Linked DNA regions of Homo sapiens: region 1 is linked to region 2. The links are chromatin loops, found by intact Hi-C in ENCODE. Cell type or tissue: Caco-2. All regions are shown on one strand.

Region 1 (5,000 bases), 110 kb after region 2:
TCTTTTATGGATTGAAATTAAAGATCTGAAGGTAAATCTTCCTGATGTTTTGCTATTTAGTATAACAAACATTGTAGAAGACGTTTAAAAACTATCACTAGGTTGTGATTAAATCCAGATTACTGTTTGAAGAGAAACAATATATTTTAAAGATAAATCATTCAAAAGTTTGTTTTGCTTTTTTTTTTTCCTGGGAACTTCATATTGTGCTTTCTTGCTAATTGCCAGAGCTGGGTTGGCCTTTTCAGTCACGCATCAGAGCATAACACTTGATAAACCGTCATCCCTCCTGGTGTATGGTCTCCAGGCCCAACAGAGCAGGCAGAATGGGAGAGAAGTAACTGCCTAAAGTTTGGAAAACTTTTTATTTTGAAGTAAGTTCAAACTTCCAAAAATGTTGAAAGAATAGTGTAGTAGAACAACTCCTGTATACCCGTACCGAGATTTACCAGGTTTAAAATTTTGGAACCTTTGCCCTGTCATTATCTGTGTGTGTGTGTACGTACGTGTGTGTTCTCACAGGCATGCACATACACATTTTTTCTTCTAGACCATTTGAGAGTAGGTCTCCTATATCTTGTTCCTCTAACATTTTTTCTTTTTTCTTCTTTTTTTTTTTTTTTTTGACGGAGTCTAACTCTGTTGTCCAGGCTGGAGTGCAGTGGCACGATCTCCGCTCACTGCAACCTCTGCCTCCCGGGTTTAAGCGATTCTCCTGCCTCAGCCTCCTGAGTAGCTGGGATTACAGGCGCGTGCCACCACGCCCAGCTAATTTTTGTATTTTTAGTAGAGACTTGGCTTCACCATGTTGGTCAGGCTGGTCTTGAACTCCTGACCTCGTGATCCACCCGCCTCGGCCTCCCAAAGTGTTGGGATTACAGGCGTGAGCCACTGCACCCGGCCCCTCTAACCTTTAATACTAATACTTCAGGGAAAATACCCAAGAGCAAGGATATTCTCATACATAATCACAGGACAGTTATCCAATTCGATTAATTTAATATAAGTACAATATTTTCATCTATTCCACAGCTCCTATTCTAAGTTTGTCAACTCTCCCAACAATGGAACTGACACAATTTTATAATAGGCACACTGAAAAATGAAACCATTTCCCACTTCTAAAACAGTGTAGAAAGCTTCTGAATTCTTAGTTTGCTAGAAAAATGAACCAGTTGCCTATCCGTAAACACCAAAAATAATTTATAATCAGCAGAAACATTAGAAACCCAACTTACCTCTGTGTTTCTGAGAAGTGGCGCTTCAGAGATGAAAGCAGCCAAGGTCATCAGTGGGATTTTGATGTGAACTTTGGTGCTGGGCTGTTGCTGCATATTTTCCAAAGTAAATAAGTCCCAATCCAAACACCAGGCAACCAGCTTGGTCAGCACAAACCCCCTCAGCTGTGCCTTTGATAACTGTAGAGTGGCTTGCAGCTCCTCATCTCCAGTTCTTAGAGCTGACACTTTGAGTATATGACGGTTACTGTGTTAGCATGCACACATAGCCTTGGTGCAGGAGCAGCCCCTCTTGAGGTCACCACATAAACAAGGCGCTCTTCAGGCCTCTGGGGACCAGGCTGCATTGAGGGTAGCTGAAAGTAGAGACCATGCATCTGCCTCCAACTGTGTCCTCTCTTCTGGGATGATCACAGCATCTGCCCTCCACCTGCTCTCCAGGACTGATGTGGCTGGCTCAGCTACTAGGCGGGTGTCCCTGTCCTTCCAAGAGCTCGTTCCTCAGTGAAAGGTGGAGGAGAGAGGACAAAATTAGTGGCTTACAGAATAAGGGGATTGTGGCATGGACCTTTCTTCAGTCAAGGGTTGCTGTGTTTGTTGCCAGTAGGTGCAGCCCAGCACTCCTGTCTGTTGTGGGACAGATAGGACTATTACTGAGCAGTGCCTCCCAAATTCAGGGCCACTTAGGCATTCGTGGGGATCTCTGAGGCTGTGATACATTTTGTGTTTATGGGTGTTTGTTTGTTTGTTTGTTTGTTTTGAGACAGAGTTTCGCGCTGCTGCCCATGCTGGAGTGCAGTGGTGCGATCTCAGCTCACTGCAACCTCTGTCTCCCAAGTTCAAGCGTTCTCCTGCCTCAGCCTCCTGAGTGGCTGAGATTACAGGCGCACACCACCATGTCCAACTAATTTTTTGTATTTTTAGTAGAGACGGGGTTTCACTATGTTGGCCAGGCTGGTGTTGAACTCCTGGAGTGAAGTGATCCTCCCGTCTCGGCCTCCCAAAGTGCTGGGATTACATGCGTGAGCCACCACGCCTGGCCCTATGTGTTTTTTGAGACAGGGTCTCACTCTGTTACCCAGGCTGGAGTGCAGTGGCGTGATCTTGGCTCACTGCAGCCTCAACCTCCCGAGCTGAAGCAATCCTCCTCACCTCAGCCCTGCAAGTAGCTGGGAATACAGGTGCACACCACCATGTCTAGCTAACTTTTGACTTTTTTGTAGAGACAGGGTCTCACTATGTTGCCTAGGCTGGTCTTGAACTCTTGGGCTCAAGTGATCCTCCTGCTTCAGCCTTGCAAAGTGCTGGGATTACAGGCATGAGTCACTGTGCCCGGCCTTATGATAATTTGTTTTTTAATTTGTGTTTTAAATTTTATGATCTAAAAAGTTTTAAGAATATTCTGGATTGTCTGGAAGATCAGCTTATCACAGAGACTGCTCCTCAAGAGCATGTTTGGGAGTGTCGGCACCCAGAGTCTATCTGAAGAGAGAATGTGACTCCTAGGAGAATCTGCGGGTGTGCAAGGGGCCCATGGGGGTGTCTGTGCATTGCTCCGTTTGAGAAATTCCAGAGTGTAAAGGTCCATTGTGTTCAGGACACAGACCGGTGGTTGTGTCTGAGTCTGATTTTGCACTCTAGCTTTTGTCAGAGCTGTCTTCTTAGAGCCTTCATCTGTCACATACAATACTGAGTCTTCAGCGTGGCACCACAGGCAGAGGCTGCTGTCTGTGCCCACACTCCTCGTGGGCCCACCTCCCTCATTCTCTGTCTTGTTCTCACACATGCAAAGCCCGGCCCCAGCACAGCCCTGGCACTTGCTATTCTTTCTGCCCAGGACACCATCCCTGCAGACCAGCAGGTGGCCGCTGCTCTCACTGTTCGCTCTTGGTTTCACCGAGGCGTCACCAGCCACCCTGGCTGAAATTGCCCCTTGGCCTCCAGCTCTCAGTATTCTGCTCTCTGAAATGAGGGTGACAGTTACACCTACTGCATGAGGTTGTTGTGAAAATTAAATGAGATACATTAATTTATCTCATTAATTAAATGAGAAAATTAAATGAGGTTAATGAATGTGTGGAAAGCACATAGAGTGGTGCCTGGCATTCAGAAAATGTTAGTCCTCATCATTTCATGGTATTACATATTTATTCACAGAAATGGTCTGGGAGGGGACACAGCATTCATTTTTCATTCTATGTACTTCTTTGTTTGACCTTTTTCTATGTGTATGTATTACTTTTGTTATTTTTAAAGCCAGTACCGGCCAGGTGTGGTGGCTCACACCTGTAATCCCAGCACTTTGAGAGGCCAAGGCGGGTGGATCACTTGAGGTCAGGAGTTCAAGACCAGCCTGACCAACATGGTAAAACCCCGTCCCTACTAAAAATACAAAAATTAGCTGGGTGTGGTGGCACACATCTGTAGTCCCAGCTACTCGGGAGGCTGAGGCAGGACAATCGCTTGAACCTGGGAGGTGAAGGTTGCAGTGAGCCGAGTTCATGCCACTGTACTCCAGCCTGGGTGACAGAGTGAGACTCTGTCTAAATAAATAAATAAATAAATAAATAAATAAATAAAGCCAACATATTTCCTGTCTATTTGGATTTCTGATCATGTAACCCACTATTGGAAAAATTTGATTTCAGTCCCTCTTGACATTGACATTTTTCAGTCATTTTCCCATTTAGTGGTAACAGCTTGTGTATGGCTTTTTTTTTTTTGAGACAGAGTCTCGCTCTGTCGCCCAGGCTGGAGTGCAGTGGCGCAATCTCAGCTCACTGCAAGCTCCGCCTCCTGGGTTCACGCCATTCTCCTGCCTCAGCCTCCCTAGTAGCTGGGACTACAGGTGCCCACCACCACGTCTGGCTAATGTTTTGTATTTTTAGTAGAGACGGGTTTCACCATGCTGGCCAGGCTGGTCTTGAACTCCTAACCTCATGATCCGCCCGCATCGGCCTCCCAAAGTGCTGGGATTACAGGCGTGAGCCACCACAGCTTGTGTATGGCTTTAACCCCACTGTAGAGCAGTACCTCCTGTCACACATACTCCATTGTTCTTTTGCAGTTTCAAGGTTTGTCTTATGGCTAGATATTTTTTCCAACTTGGAAAAAAATTTTTTTAGTTAGAAAAAAGCGGGGTCTCACTATGTTGGCCAAGTTGGTCTTGAACGTCTGGCTTCAAGCAGTCTTCCCACCTTGGCCTCCCAAAGAGCTGGGAAGACAGGCGTGAACTACCTCATCCAGACTTTTCCATCTTTTAACATGAAATTCTAAAAATATACAGAGGGGTCAGGCACGGTGGCTCATGCCTATCATCCCAGCACTTTGGGAGGCTGAGGCAGGAGGATCACTAAAGTTTGGAAAACTTTTTCTTTTGAAATAACTTCAAACTTTCAAAAAAGTTGAAAGAATAGTGTAGTAGAACAACTCCTGTATACCCGTACCCAGATTTACCAGGTTTAAAATTTTGGAACCTTTGCCCTGTCACTGTGTGTGTCTCTGTGTCCAGCTTGTGTGTGTGTGTGTGTGTGTGTGTGTGTGTGTGTGTGTGTGTGTGTGTGTGTCCGTGTCCAGCTTGGGCAACATAGCAAAACCGATCTCTCTCTCTCTCTTTTTTTTTTTTTTTTTTTGAGACGGAGTTTTTGCTCTGTTGCCCAGGCTGGAGTGCAGTGGCTCAATCTTAGCTTGCTGCAACCTCTGCCTCCTGGGTTCAAGCGATTCTCCTGCCTCAGCCTCCCAAGTAGCTGGGATTACAGGCGC
Region 2 (5,000 bases):
CCCCAGGGCTATGTCCTTCAGACGACCCAGTCCCATGGACAGCTCATCTGCAGGAGGAGGAAATGACACGCAGGCATGAGCAAACAGTCACGGCACCTGCAAATGCTTCTTGATGGTGTGGGTAAGTGGGAGAGACAGGGATCTGTGTTGCCTGGGGGGACTGCACCCACTGCAGAGATGAGTCTTGACTTAATTGATTCTGTCAGGGTGAAGAGTAAAGCCTTTTCCCAGGTTTGTGACTGTGTGTGTGTGTGTGTATGTGTGTGTGTGTTTGTGCACGCTGGGGGTAGGGAGATATGCCCAGGGCTGCTTTCTGCCTTTTTACTAGGAACAGCAGCCAGGAAAGAGCCAGAGAGGAGAGAGAAGAGGTGGTGCTTTGTAAGCCTTCTTACTTGCAAGATTAAATATAAAACACTAAGAGAAAAAGGATCAGGATACACAAAGGCTTAGCACTGGTACCACAAATCTAAGCAAAATCAGTTTTTTGTTTTTTTTTTTTTTGAGACAGCATTTTGCTCTTTTGTCCAGGCTGGAGTGCAGTGCCATGATCTCGGCTCACTGCAACCTCCGTCTCCTGGGTTCAAGCAATTCTTCTGCCTCAGCCTCCTGAGTAGCTGGGACTACAGGCACACGCCACCACACCCGACTAATTTTTTTTGTATTTTTAGTAGAGATAGGGTTTCACCATATTGGCCAGGCTGGTCTCGAACTCCTTACCTTGTGATCCGCCCGTCTTGGCCTCCCAAAGTGCTAGGATTACAGGCGTGAGCCACCGCGCCCGGCCAAAATCAGTTTTTTTAAAAAGGTAGTTTTGGCCGGGTACAATGGCTCATGCCTGTAATCCCAGCACTTTGAGAGGCTGAGGTGGGTGGATCGTATGAGGTCGGGATTTTGAGGCCAGCTTGGCCAACATGGTGAAACCCCATCTCTACTAAAAAATATAAAAATTAGCCAGATGTGGTGGTGCATGCCTGTATTCCCTGCTACTCGGGAGGCTGAGGCAAGAGAATCACTTGAACCTGAGAGGAGGAGGTTGCAGTAAGCTGAGATCAATGCACTGCACTCCAACCTGGGCGACAGAGCAAGACTCCGTCTCAAAAAATGAAATAAAAAGATAGGCTGAGTGTGGTGGCTCATGCCTGTAATCCCAGCACTTTGGGAGGCCGAGGTGGGTGGATCACTTGAGGTCAGGAGATCGAGACCATCCTGGCTAACATGGTGAAACCCCGTCTCTACTAAAAATACAAAAATTAGCTGGGCATGGTGGTGCACACCTTGTAATCCCAGCTACTCGGGAGGCTGAGGCATGAGAATCACTTGAACCCAGCAGGCAGAGGCTGCAGTGAGCTGAGATTGTGCCACTGCACTCTAGCCTGGGCGACAGAGTAAAACTCTCAGAAAGAAATTAAAAAATATAAAAATAAAAAGATTGTCTTCAAGTCAGGCACAGTGGCTCATGCTTGTAATCCCAGCACTCTGGGAGGCTGAGGTGGGAGGATCACTTGAGCCCAGAAGTTGGAGACTAGCCTGGGCAACAAAGCGAGACTCCATTTCTAAAAAAGAAAAGAAAAGAAAGAGAAAAACAGTATAATTAAAATTAAAAAAAAAAAAAAGATAAGTCTTCAGCTCTTTGCTTCTTAAGCTTACTAAAATTCATGGCCTCGTGCTCCATGGAGAGCAGAGCCTGTGGTTGCCTCAGGCCTCAGGAGGAAGCTCACTGGCAGCCAGGGCAGCAAAGGATAAGCAAACAGAGAGGCTGAGATAAAATGTGTGATAATGTAAAACCACCAGGCCAGGGCGCTGGAGTCCAGAGAGCTTGCCTGAGATCCTGAAATAGCAGGGAGATAGTGTTAAGACGGGAAGAGTGTGAACAAAGGCAACACTCCCTGCCCCACCAGAGTGGACCGGCCTGGCCTGTGTCAGCAGGGCCAGAGGGCTGAGCTCTGAACTAGCCACTCGCCCTTCTGCCCAGGCCCACCTCCTACTCTAGACTGCGTCCTGCCGGTAACTGCCCAGCTGCTCGTCCACAGTGCCAACTGTGCACCCTCAGCACCTCCTAGTGGCGGGCAGTACTCAGCACTTCTTCCTGCCTCTGAATGCAGTATCCTTCCTCAAAGTCCCTTCTCCCACTTCTGCCAGCAGGCACCAACCATACCACTAGCCCTAACCTCTCCCTTTCTCGCAGTGAAGGACAAAGGGCTTTCACGCCTCTCTGGGCTTCTCTGGAGTGGTTAGATCTGGGCAGACACACCTTCTGCCTCAGATAAGTCTTTGGCTCTGGAGGACAGAGTCCAGGGCATAGAAGGAGGTGGCAGCTGTCTGGGGCTTCCCAGACAGCAAGCAGGAGAAAACCCGTGCACAGACACTCCATGTGCATCTTCATGGGTTTCAGTTTTGCCTTCCACTAGATACCTTTACAGCAGGGGAGGATTTTATTATTTGTCCCCTACACTTTGCCAACTCCTAACAGGGGGTGGGAGACTGACAGGGTGACCCAGGTCACCACGGGGGAGATTTCTGCTCAGGGAGTAGCGGTAGGAGGAGGCAGCAAGTCTGAGACACTACTTAGAATAAACTCACAGAACTGCCCACAGGCCAACACCTACTTGAATTTCAAGTAACTGACTTTTCCATTCAAAAAATAATCACTGGCTAGGGCGCAGTGGCTCACACCTATAATCCCAGCACTTTGGGAGGCCGAGACAGGCGGGTCACCTGAGGTCGGGAGTTCGAGACCAGCCTGACCAACAAGGAGAAACCTCATCTCTACTAAAAATACAAAATTAGCTGAGCATGGTGGTGCATGTCTGTAATTCCAGCTACTCGGGAGGCCGAGGCAGGAGAATCGCTTGAACCCAGGAGGCAGCGGTTGCAGTGAGCTGAGATTGCACCATTGCACTGCAGCCTGGGCAACAAAAGCAAAACTCTGTCTCAAAACAAAACAAAACAAAACAAAACATAATCACTAAGTGCTTGCCTGCTGGGCCCCAGATACAAAGTAGTGACAAAATGGAAACACTCCCATGCTGTCCTGGAATCTACAGTCTGATTGGGAAGACAGCAGGCAAACCAGCAGATACACAATCACAAACGGCCAGGGCAGCCCCCTGGAAACACAAGGGTCCTGAGAGACAGGGAGAGGAGGCCATACTAATGCAAGACTGACAGAAAGAGAAGGAGCCAGCCTACAGAGAGTCGGGGGAGCCCATCCAGGCAGATAGGGGCCACGAGGCAGAAAGAACTCACATCAGAAATCCCACACGAGCCTGCAGGTGATGAGGGCAGAAGGGACTAGGGCAGCCAAAGAGAGCCTGGACTGCACTGTGAGTGTGTGGGGTTCCATGAGAGAGTTCTGGAAGAATATACCCTTCACTTCTTCTTTTTTTTTTTTTTTAGGTGGAGTTTCGCTCTTGTTGCCCAGGTTGGAGTGCAATGGTGCGATCTTGGCTCACTGCAACCTCTGCCTCCCGGGTTCAAGTGATTCTCCTGCCTCAGCCACCCGATAGCTGGGATTACAGGCGCCTGCCACCACGCCCGGCTAATTTTTGTATTTTTAGTAGAGACAGGGTTTCACCATGTTGGTCAGGCTGGTCTTGAACTCCTGACCTCGGGTGATCCACCCGCCTTGGCCTCCCAAAGTGCTGGGATTGCAGGCGTGAGCCACTGCGCCCGGCCCCCTGCACACCCTTCCGTTTTGAAACATCATGCTGGAGGCTGTGTGGCCAAAGTGCCAATTGCAACACGAGCACTAACTCTTACCATCCCAGGCACTTTCTGGCTCAGGTAACCTTTCCACTGTTCTCAGAGGTAGCCCATTTCACAAGGAGGAAAACAGGGCTCTGAGTGGCCAGGTGGGAAGGATGAAGTGAGCGGTCACGTCCAGGCTATACTTTATGGCCTCTCAGGGACTCCTGGGTCCCTGGTGCTGTTCATGAAAGTGAGAGGTGGGGAGGGCTCGGCTGGGCTAGAAGTAGGAAATGGTGAGAAGTGGAGAGATTCCAGAGACAGTGAGGTGGCAAGATGGACCCAGCTTGGCGTGGGATGTGATGTGTGGTGAGGGAACTGAAGCTGGAGGATGCTCATGCAGGGGCTATGCTTGGCGTAAGCTGCCTGAAGGACAGTGGCTTACAGAAGCTGGTGTGGTGCTCAGTCTTACCTAGGTTGCTGTCGATCTTCTGGTGATAGGCTCGAAGGTGTGGGTTCTTTGGGTAAGCATCAGTACTCATGGCAGAACCAGCCCCTCTGGGGACAGGGTCTAAGTTTAGAAGGAAACACCAGGAGAGCGGTTAATTGACATTCCTTCAAATGCTGCTTCACACACCCAAAACAATTTCATCTGGAAAATGGGTGGAAGGAACGAAGGGGTTGGTTCTGAGGCTATCCAGAGGGATGAGGGAGGAGCACAGCGCAGGCTCATGGGCCAGAAGAAGAGACGCTTCCACGGGGTAGGAGAGGGTTCTCACTTTCCCTCAGTACTTGGGAGATCAAACACCCTCAAATTAAGGGTCACCTAACTCCTGGTGCACAAGCTCAGGAAAGACAGAGTCACACAAGTGACAATACAGAAGTGGAACTGCAATAATGCAAAACTACACAGTCTGTGGACAAAGTATAAAAATACAAATTGTTACGTTACATAAATGGAATTATGGGTAATTTCGTTTCTTTCTGAAATTTATTTCTACACTATCTTTGCACTTGAAACAAATACGCAAAAAAAAAAAAAAGAAATGTTAAATAATGCACATTTGCCACAAGAAATCTTCCTTGAACTTTTAGTTTCTTCTTTTTTAAAATTATCTTTCTTGGCTTGAATGAACTTCAGTTTCTAAACGCACACGGAAAAGCCCTGTCATCCCGGTTTATCTCTTTCAGGGAAACTTCACTTTCTAGACTTAGCACATTTCCTCCAGCACCAACCAACTGAAACCATTCTGCAAACTGTGTCGATTTTTTCTTCAGTCTTTTAAGTTAATATATACTGCACAAATAAAAACTCT

Evidence for each region. Hi-C counts contacts between places; a loop is a spot of excess contacts. Peaks named below come from ENCODE experiments on the same cell type or tissue, not always from the same donor. Only the 100,000 strongest peaks of a DNase experiment are listed, where the experiment ranks them.
Region 1: it touches region 2 in a loop (2.6-fold over the local background); 2 of 110 quality-filtered maps call a loop at or near these places.

The regions. Positions count from the first base shown.
Region 1 is chr22:20,770,384-20,775,383 of GRCh38, reverse strand. All of the region lies in intron 19 of PI4KA (phosphatidylinositol 4-kinase alpha), which reads left to right. SERPIND1 (serpin family D member 1) reads right to left here and starts at 1,271. Exons shown (of 5, transcript NM_000185.4): 1 at 1,239-1,271. In Caco-2, a CTCF peak has its summit at 3,096 (motif pointing right); a DNase peak (open chromatin) is centred at 1,371.
Region 2 is chr22:20,882,726-20,887,725 of GRCh38, reverse strand. SNAP29 (synaptosome associated protein 29) reads right to left here. Exons shown (of 5, transcript NM_004782.4): 4 at 4,157-4,255; 5 at 1-47. Among named protein-coding and RNA genes, the nearest start is that of SNAP29, 26 kb to the right of the region's middle. RefSeq lists an enhancer at 1,455-1,955. In Caco-2, a CTCF peak has its summit at 2,021 (motif pointing left); DNase peaks (open chromatin) are centred at 1,805 and 1,975.